Regions from separate parts of the Homo sapiens genome. Here region 2 is linked to region 1. A link is a loop called in an ENCODE intact Hi-C map of the cell type or tissue named here. Cell type or tissue: gastrocnemius medialis. All regions are shown on one strand. Each heading gives the region's core, and the rest is flanking DNA. Links, peaks and the distances in the headings are about the cores only.

Region 1 (4,395 bases), core at 292-4,291:
ATGGAGAAAACTTGGAAAACAAAAAAAAGCACAAAGGAAAAAAAGTCACTAATAATTCACCATCTAGAGACATTCGCTCAATAGCTTAATTCCTTCTGGCCTTAAAAAATGCAATTTATAGATATATATTGTTTACAAAAATATTAGACCATAATACTGGCACATAACCAGCCTTTCACCAAGCCATCAGGAACATTTTCCTGTCAAAAATGATCACCTGGTATTTCACTATATGGGAAAAACATGATTAACATAACCAATATGTTTTTTAAAAACAGTCAAGATGTTTCCAATTATATGTCATAACAAATAATGCTGTGAGGAACACTTCTATACATGCCTCCATACGTGCTCGTCTAGTTATTCCTTTTCGGCGAATTTTTGGAAATGGAGTATTTGAGTCAAATGGTATAAGAGAAACATTTTGCCTGCTGCTTTCAGAAAGGCAGGATCAGTTTACATTCACCACTAGTAAAGAATCATGCCCATTTTACCCCACTCTCACTAGTACTGGGCACCATCAGGCTTTTTAACCTTTACTAATGTCACAGGTAAAACACAGGATTGCGCTGTTTTAATTAGCATGTCTTTGTTTAGCACCAAGGATGAACATTTTTCCATGTTTACTGACCATCTGGATTTCTGCTTTTGTTAACTGCCTGCTTATGAACTTTGCACATTTTCATCTCCAGGTGTTAATATTTTTCTAAGGACACAGCTTTAATGCAGGCTCACGACCAGGTCCGGCCAGTCTTTGTGGGGGAGGGGGGGCAGCAGTTTAATTAGGCCACCAGATCACCCTCCCTACCTTCCGGCCTGCTGGCATGGAGGGAGCTCTCCCAACTCTGGAACACATGGGTGTTCCCTGCTCAGGTCTCTCTCCTTTTACAGGCAGCCCGATTTCTTTTGGTTGCAGGCTTTCCTTATTAGTAGAATAATTTGAAGTGTCAGTGTTTTCTGGTTCTTACCAGACACATTGAGTACTGCTTTGATACCAAAAGGAGCACATCACTTGAAGACACAAACAAGTCAAGGTCCACACAGCTTAGAAAATCCCCCCGCAAAGCACAGGAGAGGCAGCCAACCATAATCTGGTTTGATCCTATTGCGTTTCCTAAAAGTGAACTGAGGTAGCATGATCAGAAGCTGAGAGTTACTCTTATCTTTCTGTGATAGGTTGGAGACTTGAAAGCACAGATGCAAACTGGAACGTGAAATGCCAGTTTCACTGATGCAAGGACTTTTTCACATGCTTGAATAAAAGGCAGTGTCAACTTGGGAATCAACAGAGTTGTGAGGCTCTCCTGCCTCCACCAGTTACTGACAGTGTGACTCTGAGCAAGTTACCTAACCTCACCAAGCCTCAGTTTCCTCAGGTGTAATTGGAAGATACCATCTACCTCAAAGGTGGTAGTGAGAGTGTGTAGAGAAGAGTGCAGGGTGACCACTCACAAAACGGCTGTCCCTGTAATGTGCTCCTGACTGTGAGGCCTATGAGGGTAGGGACTGTGTTCCTCTCACCATTATGTGCCCTGCGTCAGGCACTGGCACTGGCCTGCATTGCAAGTGATGAAGAGAAGAGGACTCAAATGAACAGAAAAGAAGCCAAGCCAACTGGAGGCAGATTGGAGGAAAGGTCGAAGTGTCTACTGGGGCAAGGTGGCGTTGACCAAAGGGGCATCTCCTGTCTCTTGGGAGAGAGCCCTTGGCAGGGATGAGAGAGACCACCAACTGAACTCTGCCGCCCTCCCAAGGGAGGACAGGAATTTGTTGTCCAGGGACATGATGGCATGAGACAAAAAGTTCCAGAAACAGACGTAAGTCTCTAAAGGTTTCTGATACAAAGTGACCAAAATAGGCGACATAATGGGAATCACAAGGATATCCTGAGACCTCTTTGCCTAAAACCTCAAAATATAGCCAGACCTATTTTAAGATGAGGGAAAAGAATCCATTCCCTTTAGCCTGCCAAAATCCACCCCTAATGGTATGAGCTAATCCTAGTGATCTGAACGGTGAATTCCTTATGGTGTTTTGGACGGGGGAAGGAATATAGAATGACAAAGACAATAAAATAGCTGGCAATCATTCGGCAGTGCTATTCTAAGACCCTGACCTGAACAGCTGCATGTAATCCCTGTGACGGCCCTGTGAGGGAGATACACTGTTCTCATTTTGTAGATGAGGAAACTGTGGCACAAGGCAGTCAAGTACGTTAAGCGAAGGGAGCATCTCACACAGTTGCATTTTGTACTTTCAAATCTCTAACCTATTGCAGAAAGATAAGAGTAACTCCCAGCTTCTGATGCTGAACTGCTCCTCAGTTCACTTTAAGAAAACGCAATAGGATCAAACTAGATCGTGGCTGGATGCCTCTCATACGCGCTTCGGGGGGGTTTTCTAAGCATCTCCCTGAAGAGCTTCCCTTGCTCTGCCTTTTGTAAGCCCCCCTCTCTTTGTAAGCCCCCCTCTCTTTGTAAGTCCCCCCTCTCTTTGTAAGCCCCCCTCTCTTTGTAAGCCCCCCTCTCTTTGTAAGCCCCCCTCTCTTTGTAAGTCCCCCTCTTTGTAAGCCAACCCTTAGGCCTTGATCATTTTTGTCCTCACAAATATTTTAATATTCCTAGGCTGTTTATGGTGTTGCTTGCAGATAGGTCAGTTTTATGCTTCCTGTCATTTTATGTAGGCACAAGAAAATGGTTTCTTATCTACAACGCCACAGGTCTAGATTCCCTCCAACTACAGGAAAGTAAGTAGTTCCTTGATTTGTCATTTAAAAACCTGCTCAGGAGGAAGGTGATGGAACCAGCTTGTCTTACAGACTGTCAAGACATTAAGCACTTGGCTCATATCGGAGGAAAATGAGCTACTGAAAGGGTCTCCTAGACCAATAAATCTACTGAGCTCATGATCATGAATCCCGGGGCTTCAAAACTAGCTCCTACTCTTATGGTCGCTACACGTGTTCACAAGAAATGGACTCCCTGAGAGCTGTTGGATGACAGCCTCAAAAACACTCCTCTTGGTGTAAGTGCGGCTGAGTCTAAGAAGTAAAGAAAAACAAAGGTGCATGGAAAGGAAACATCTCCTGAACCTACTACAGGCATGTTCCATTACTGAGAAGTAACAGATCGGGAGTGCCCAGTACACAGTGCGGTTGTGTGACTCTTGAATTCCTGGGCTGACCCAATTCCTGTGGAGCTTTCCTCTCAGATCCCCCAAAGGCTGCCAACTGTGGAGCTTCAATCTTGGTGGACCAGGCACACCAATCACCATTAAAAGGAAGGGTCTGTGATGAGAGAGAGGACATAGGACACTCTCCTAGTTTCCCCACACATAAAATATTTCCACACCAGGTACTCACCAGCAGACTGTAGAAGAATTCATGGACAAAGAGCCCCATGGCACAGATCACCAGATACAACAAATGATAGAGGAACTCAACATCCAGAACCATGGCTCGGTAGCCTCTTGTGAATGTCCCACAGTTGCCCACAAAGCTCATTAGAAAGATGATTTTATTGCATACCTGAGAACAATGACAGGAACAGTCAGATGGCACGGACTGTGCCAAACTCTTCATGAGAGCAACGAGAGCATCTCACACAAATGTATTTCAGTCACCGTGCCCAAACAAACGCTTCCTTTTCCACCCGGTGCCCACCAAACCCGCCAAGACCCATTTGCAGATCTAAGTCATTTCATTACTTTGCTTTTCAGGCATATTACAAATTACATGGTAGTCAAATAACTTCATGCGCAACAGTAATCAAGTAGCATTTCTCTATGGCAAAAACAAAATTAACACATACTGAGATTATGATTTTCAAAATGAGATATGAATCATTTCTAACATTCTTGTATGAGTTAGTCAAACACAGAAGTCACCTCAATCCACGAACCCTGTGATCAGCATGATCAAAAGCATTTTCTGAATTTGTTACATTCTAGGCACTGTAAGGTGGCAATTTAATGAGCAGTGATCAGTTCTTGCCTTTCAATGCTCCTAAGTTCACAGGGAAAACAACAATTTTCTTGGGGGAAAAAAAATATAAGGGACTTCAGGATGAGTTCTATTCCCCTGCCCTCTCTTCTGGGAATAACTTCTAATTTTCCTTTGGGGACCATTCCTCTCTGAGTAGCAGTCTTTGAGGTCTGGGTGGGGCTCCAACCTGGCCATCACAATATTGTATTCCCCTGGGTACAATGACTGGTTTAGAGATAGACACAGGACCAAATGGAGCCAATGATGTCCACTGAGCTCTTTCTTGGGATTGCAGCCAAAGATAATTTTGTTCTTTCCCACTGACCTTGAACCTGAGCAGCTGTGAACTCTGGAGCTGCCACATTACCAACACTGAAGGCACCACCAGCACTGGGGACACAGAGCCAAAAGAT
Region 2 (4,395 bases), core at 122-4,121, 240 kb before region 1:
CATGGCTCACACCTGTAATCCCAGCACTTTGGGAGGCTGAGGTGGGTGGATTACTTGAGGTCAGGAGTTCGAGACCAGCCTGACCAACTTGATGAAACCCCGTCTCTACTAAAAATACAAAAATCAGCTGGGCGTCGTGGCACACGCCTGTAATTCCAGCTACACGGGCAGAGTTGCTTGAACCAAGGAGGAGGTTGCAGTGAGCTGAGATTGAGCCACTGCACTCCAGCTGGGCAATAGAGTGAGACTCTGTCTCAAAAAAAAAAAAAAAAAAGAATTAAAGAGGAGACACACAAAGTGAGAGGAAATTAGGCCAGCCTTGGCTCCTGGCCACCTCTGCAGCCCCACACCACATCACTCTCCCCTTTGCGTTCAGAGCTTCAGCCACACTGGCCATTTCCTTATTTCTCAAAAATGCTAAGCTTCCCCACCCACGTCCCCACCACACATTCTTTGCCTGGCTAATTTCTGCTCACCCTTCAGGTCTTGGCTCAAATATCATTTCCTCGGAGAAGTTGTCCATGAACCCCCAGACTAGGCGGGGTGGCCTTCACTCACTCTTATACTGCTCTGTTGGAGGTGCCTCCTTCTTGGCATCTCTCACTGTGGTTGTTGGGGTAATAATTTGTTCAGTGTCCATCTCTTCCCCTAGTCTGTACATTCTTGAGGGCAGGCACTATGTCAAATCCATGACCCCATATCCTCAGGGGTGTAGCTCTGTGCCTGGCACAGGGTTAGCCCTCAGTGAGTGTTAATAGAAAGGAACATGGATGGGAAGGGAGAAGGAGCCCACAACTTCACAGCAGGGTTTACTGGGTTTGTCCTAAAAGATAATCAGATCCATAAACAAGCTCCACTCTTAAGAAAACCAGGCCACCAACATTCCTGACTGAATATTCATTTTGCAGCAATTTCTCACCCTATTTCAGGGCCTAGCTCACAGAAAAGATTTATGTTGTCCTCTCCTCTAAGATGCGAATGGCTGTGGTAGCAACTACTTTGATTTATTTTCTCCTCCTCCGTGCCATCCAGCAGGATGTCATGAGCCATGTCGGGCACAGGTCTGACTATTTTTTTCCATCTGTTTGATCTTGCTGGTGAGAAAATACATTTGGTACTAAATCCAAGGCAGAAATGGAAGCCAAAAAACAAGATTCCTCCCTACCTCCTGTGTTCCAGACCACCTCACCCTCACCAACACCACCACCACCACCACGCAAAACCCTGCTGAGCTAAAATCTACCAAATAAGATAGCTGAGTACCGTTTTCTGGTTCATGGGCAAGAAACCATAGTTTGTTTCTAGAGATTATTTCATTCTTTTTCCTTCCACATCATCATTCATGGGAAGTTCAGATTCTTTTAGGTGCTTAGAGAGAGAATGGTTGGCTCTAGAAAGCTAGCTGTTCTTGAAGGTACAGAAATGGCAGTAGGGCCTATTTGAGTTTGCCAGCACTTTACTTGCAATAACTAATGATCACTTCCAATTTTTTTTTTATCCTAACCATTAGGCCACATATCAACTTCCAGTCATTGAGCCGTCACTCTGAGCCAAGAACTATATACACGATTCTACCTAATCCTACTCCCAACAACTCTATGGAACAGATAATTTTATTGTCTCCATTTTACAGATGAGAAAAACTGAGGCCTAACTTGAGTAACTTCCCAGACCGACAGGATCAGCAAGAGGTAACAGTAAGAGTCAAACTTAGGTCTCTCTGCTTAGAGACCTTTGTCTGATCTCTAAGCACCACATTTTGTTACAACAATAATTGCTACTAATAGGGTATTTTGATGGTTGAATTAGTTAATTAATGTAGTGACAATAGCAACAACACTATTGAGAATAATTACAGCAGTGTTTAATGACTGTTAGCTGCTGCTGTTATTATTGTTGTCATTATTTTATTACCCCTGACTAAGAAATACCATCTAAGAAGGGAGAAAGAGCCATTCCTCTAACAACTCTTTCTCTTTGGCCTCTGTCCAGGGTTTGATCACAGAGGCAGCTGCCTCTGTGACTTGGGCACCTGTCTACTGAGGTGGCCACAGCCCAATTGCTCGGTTCTCCCTGGGTCAAGGATGTACCATCACATGGGCCCCAAACAAACACCCAAGTGGGATTTGAAATGCAGCCGTGAAGGTGACAAACCCCAGCTTCTATTACTGGTTCTTAGAACAAGGCTGTTTCCCCACATTGAGTCCTGCTATGATTCATACAAAATGAGAGCTGAGTGACAAGTTGAAGTCTTTCTTTTTTTAAATATACCGACCTGAAGAGACCTTGGGAAAATGGATGGGGCATTTTTAATAGCAGAAGACTACTTTAGAAAACCCAAAGCTATTTCAGAGAGAGGGAAAAATAATTCATATACATCTATATCTGAAAACCAGCTTATAATATCAAACATAATCTTCCCCTGTCCTGACTTTTTAAACGTGTTAATTCTCTGTTATAAAGAAGCTGGCTCTCCACGTGGAAGGCCACACAGGCACGGGGAATACTGGGATCAGCAGCATAAACTAAGCGAGGCAATTCATGGGGGAGGCTATTCATGGACAGAGGCAGCTCTGGGTGTGAGGCTACTCAGATTCAGGTTCAAATCCCGGCTCCACCATTTACCACCTGTGTCACTTGGGGCAAATCTTTTTAATTTCTCTGAATTGTTATGAGAGAGTCATATCACATCCACCTGGTAGATGTTTCATGGGGACCTGAAAATATAGTTGAGTTCTTTAGGTGAGCAGAGGAAGTAGGGCACAGTAGTTACGAGCTTTATGCTTGCAACCAGACCTCAGATAAAATCCCAACTCTGCCGTCTCCTTACGGCTTTGGACACATTGCTGTCATGAGCTTTGGTTTACTGATCCGTGGGAAAATCACCTACCTCTGAGGGTGGGAGTAAGAACTATGTGTGATGATGTAAGTAATGTGCTTAACCCAGTGCCTGGTACTTAGGAGGGCCTTGAGAAACGGTAAAGCCACCTAGTAGGTATGGGCAGGACCCGCGTCAGGGCTTCTTTGCTTTTGGTGTTTTGTCTTCTTTGTTTGTTATGAAATAGAGATGGGGTTTCATTGTGTTATCCAGGCTGGTCTCAAACTCCTAGGCTCGAGCAATCCTCCCACCTCAGCCTCCCGAAGTGCTGGAATTATCGGCATGAGCTGTGGCGCCAACCTGGGCTTCTTTATGACCTGGCCAGAGGTCTGAAATCAAGTGCCCAGTCTGGCATTGGGCAGCAAGTCACTCTATGCAGACTGAGGGATTCAACTTGGAGGTCAGCTCAGCCATTGGTGGGCACTTCCTCTTCCGCCCCGGAGCCTCCTGAGAGATGCTTGCCACATTTCCTCACCCCACCCCACCAACTGCATCCTTAGATGTGGGCTCTGACATTTGCCAGTGCATCTATCAGCAAAGGCTGAGGAAGGGGTTGAATTTTATTTATTTATTTTTGAGACAGAGTCTCACTTTGTTGCCAAGCCTGGAGTGCAGTGGCGCCACCTTGGCTCACTGCAACCTCAACCTCCTGGGTTCAAGCAATTCTCCTGCCTCAGCCTCTCCGGTAGCTGGGATTACAGGTGTGCACCACCACACCTGGCTAATTTTTTGTATTTTTAGTAGAGACAGGATTTCACCATGTTGTCCAGGCTGGTCTCGAACTCCTGATCTCAAGTGATCCACCTGACTCGGCCTCCCAAAGTGCTGGGATTACAAGTATGAGCCACCGCACCCAGCCGGGAGGGGTTGAATTTTAAATTGATGCAAATTTTTCTTATGGAGATGAGGCTAATAAGAAAATTGGTGGGGAGAGAATCACAGAGGATTTTTGCCTCGACCCTGGAATAATACAGAGTTGCTTCAGAGACAACTTGCCTGCATTCCTTTTAAAGGTAAATTTAGTCCTGGATAAAGTTGCAGATTAACACACCTGCTCTTTTTTCCTCCCACAAAGTGGGCACTGTCCCTTGTTATAAAGGGATCTTTGGCTGACGTCAGTAAGGGAATTCAGTGATCAGCCAATATGATCATGGAAATTCTATTTATACCGGGGCTAATCCTTGATTAACTGAAACTGGGGATTCACCTCCTCCTTTGCCTTCCCCAAAGGATTTTTAAAAATTGATTCTGACGTTCCATTCTGTAATTGTAGTTGCGGCACAGACAGGCCAAGAGCAGCAAGCAGGACTTTGGAGTCAGATAGATCTCTGTGTGTCTTATGCCTCATTTTTTATCTGTGAAACAGGACAAGGACCTACTTCATAAGTTTATATGATGATTCGGTGAGCTCAGACGTGTGGCAGAACGGCTTTCCCTCTTGTCTCCCCACACTCACCAGGGATAGCAGATACTGCTAGTTTCCTAGCCAACTGCAATTCCACATGCCTACTGTATTA

Evidence for each region. A loop is a pair of places that touch in the nucleus more often than their neighbours do. Peaks named below come from ENCODE experiments on the same cell type or tissue, not always from the same donor. Only the 100,000 strongest peaks of a DNase experiment are listed, where the experiment ranks them.
Region 2: it touches region 1 in a loop (3-fold over the local background); 4 of 110 quality-filtered maps call a loop at or near these places.

The regions. Positions count from the first base shown.
Region 1 is chr3:4,805,234-4,809,628 of GRCh38, reverse strand. It overlaps ITPR1 (inositol 1,4,5-trisphosphate receptor type 1), which reads right to left. Exons shown (of 62, transcript NM_001378452.1): 55 at 3,362-3,526. Among named protein-coding and RNA genes, the nearest start is that of EGOT, 56 kb to the right of the region's middle. In gastrocnemius medialis, for the core only: no CTCF peak of the experiment used is centred there; DNase peaks (open chromatin) are centred at 1,558 and 2,138; H3K27ac peaks cover 3,239 bases.
Region 2 is chr3:5,049,709-5,054,103 of GRCh38, reverse strand. No RefSeq gene overlaps it. Among named protein-coding and RNA genes, the nearest start is that of ARL8B, 70 kb to the left of the region's middle. In gastrocnemius medialis, for the core only: no CTCF peak of the experiment used is centred there; DNase peaks (open chromatin) are centred at 2,083 and 2,535; H3K27ac peaks cover 3,180 bases.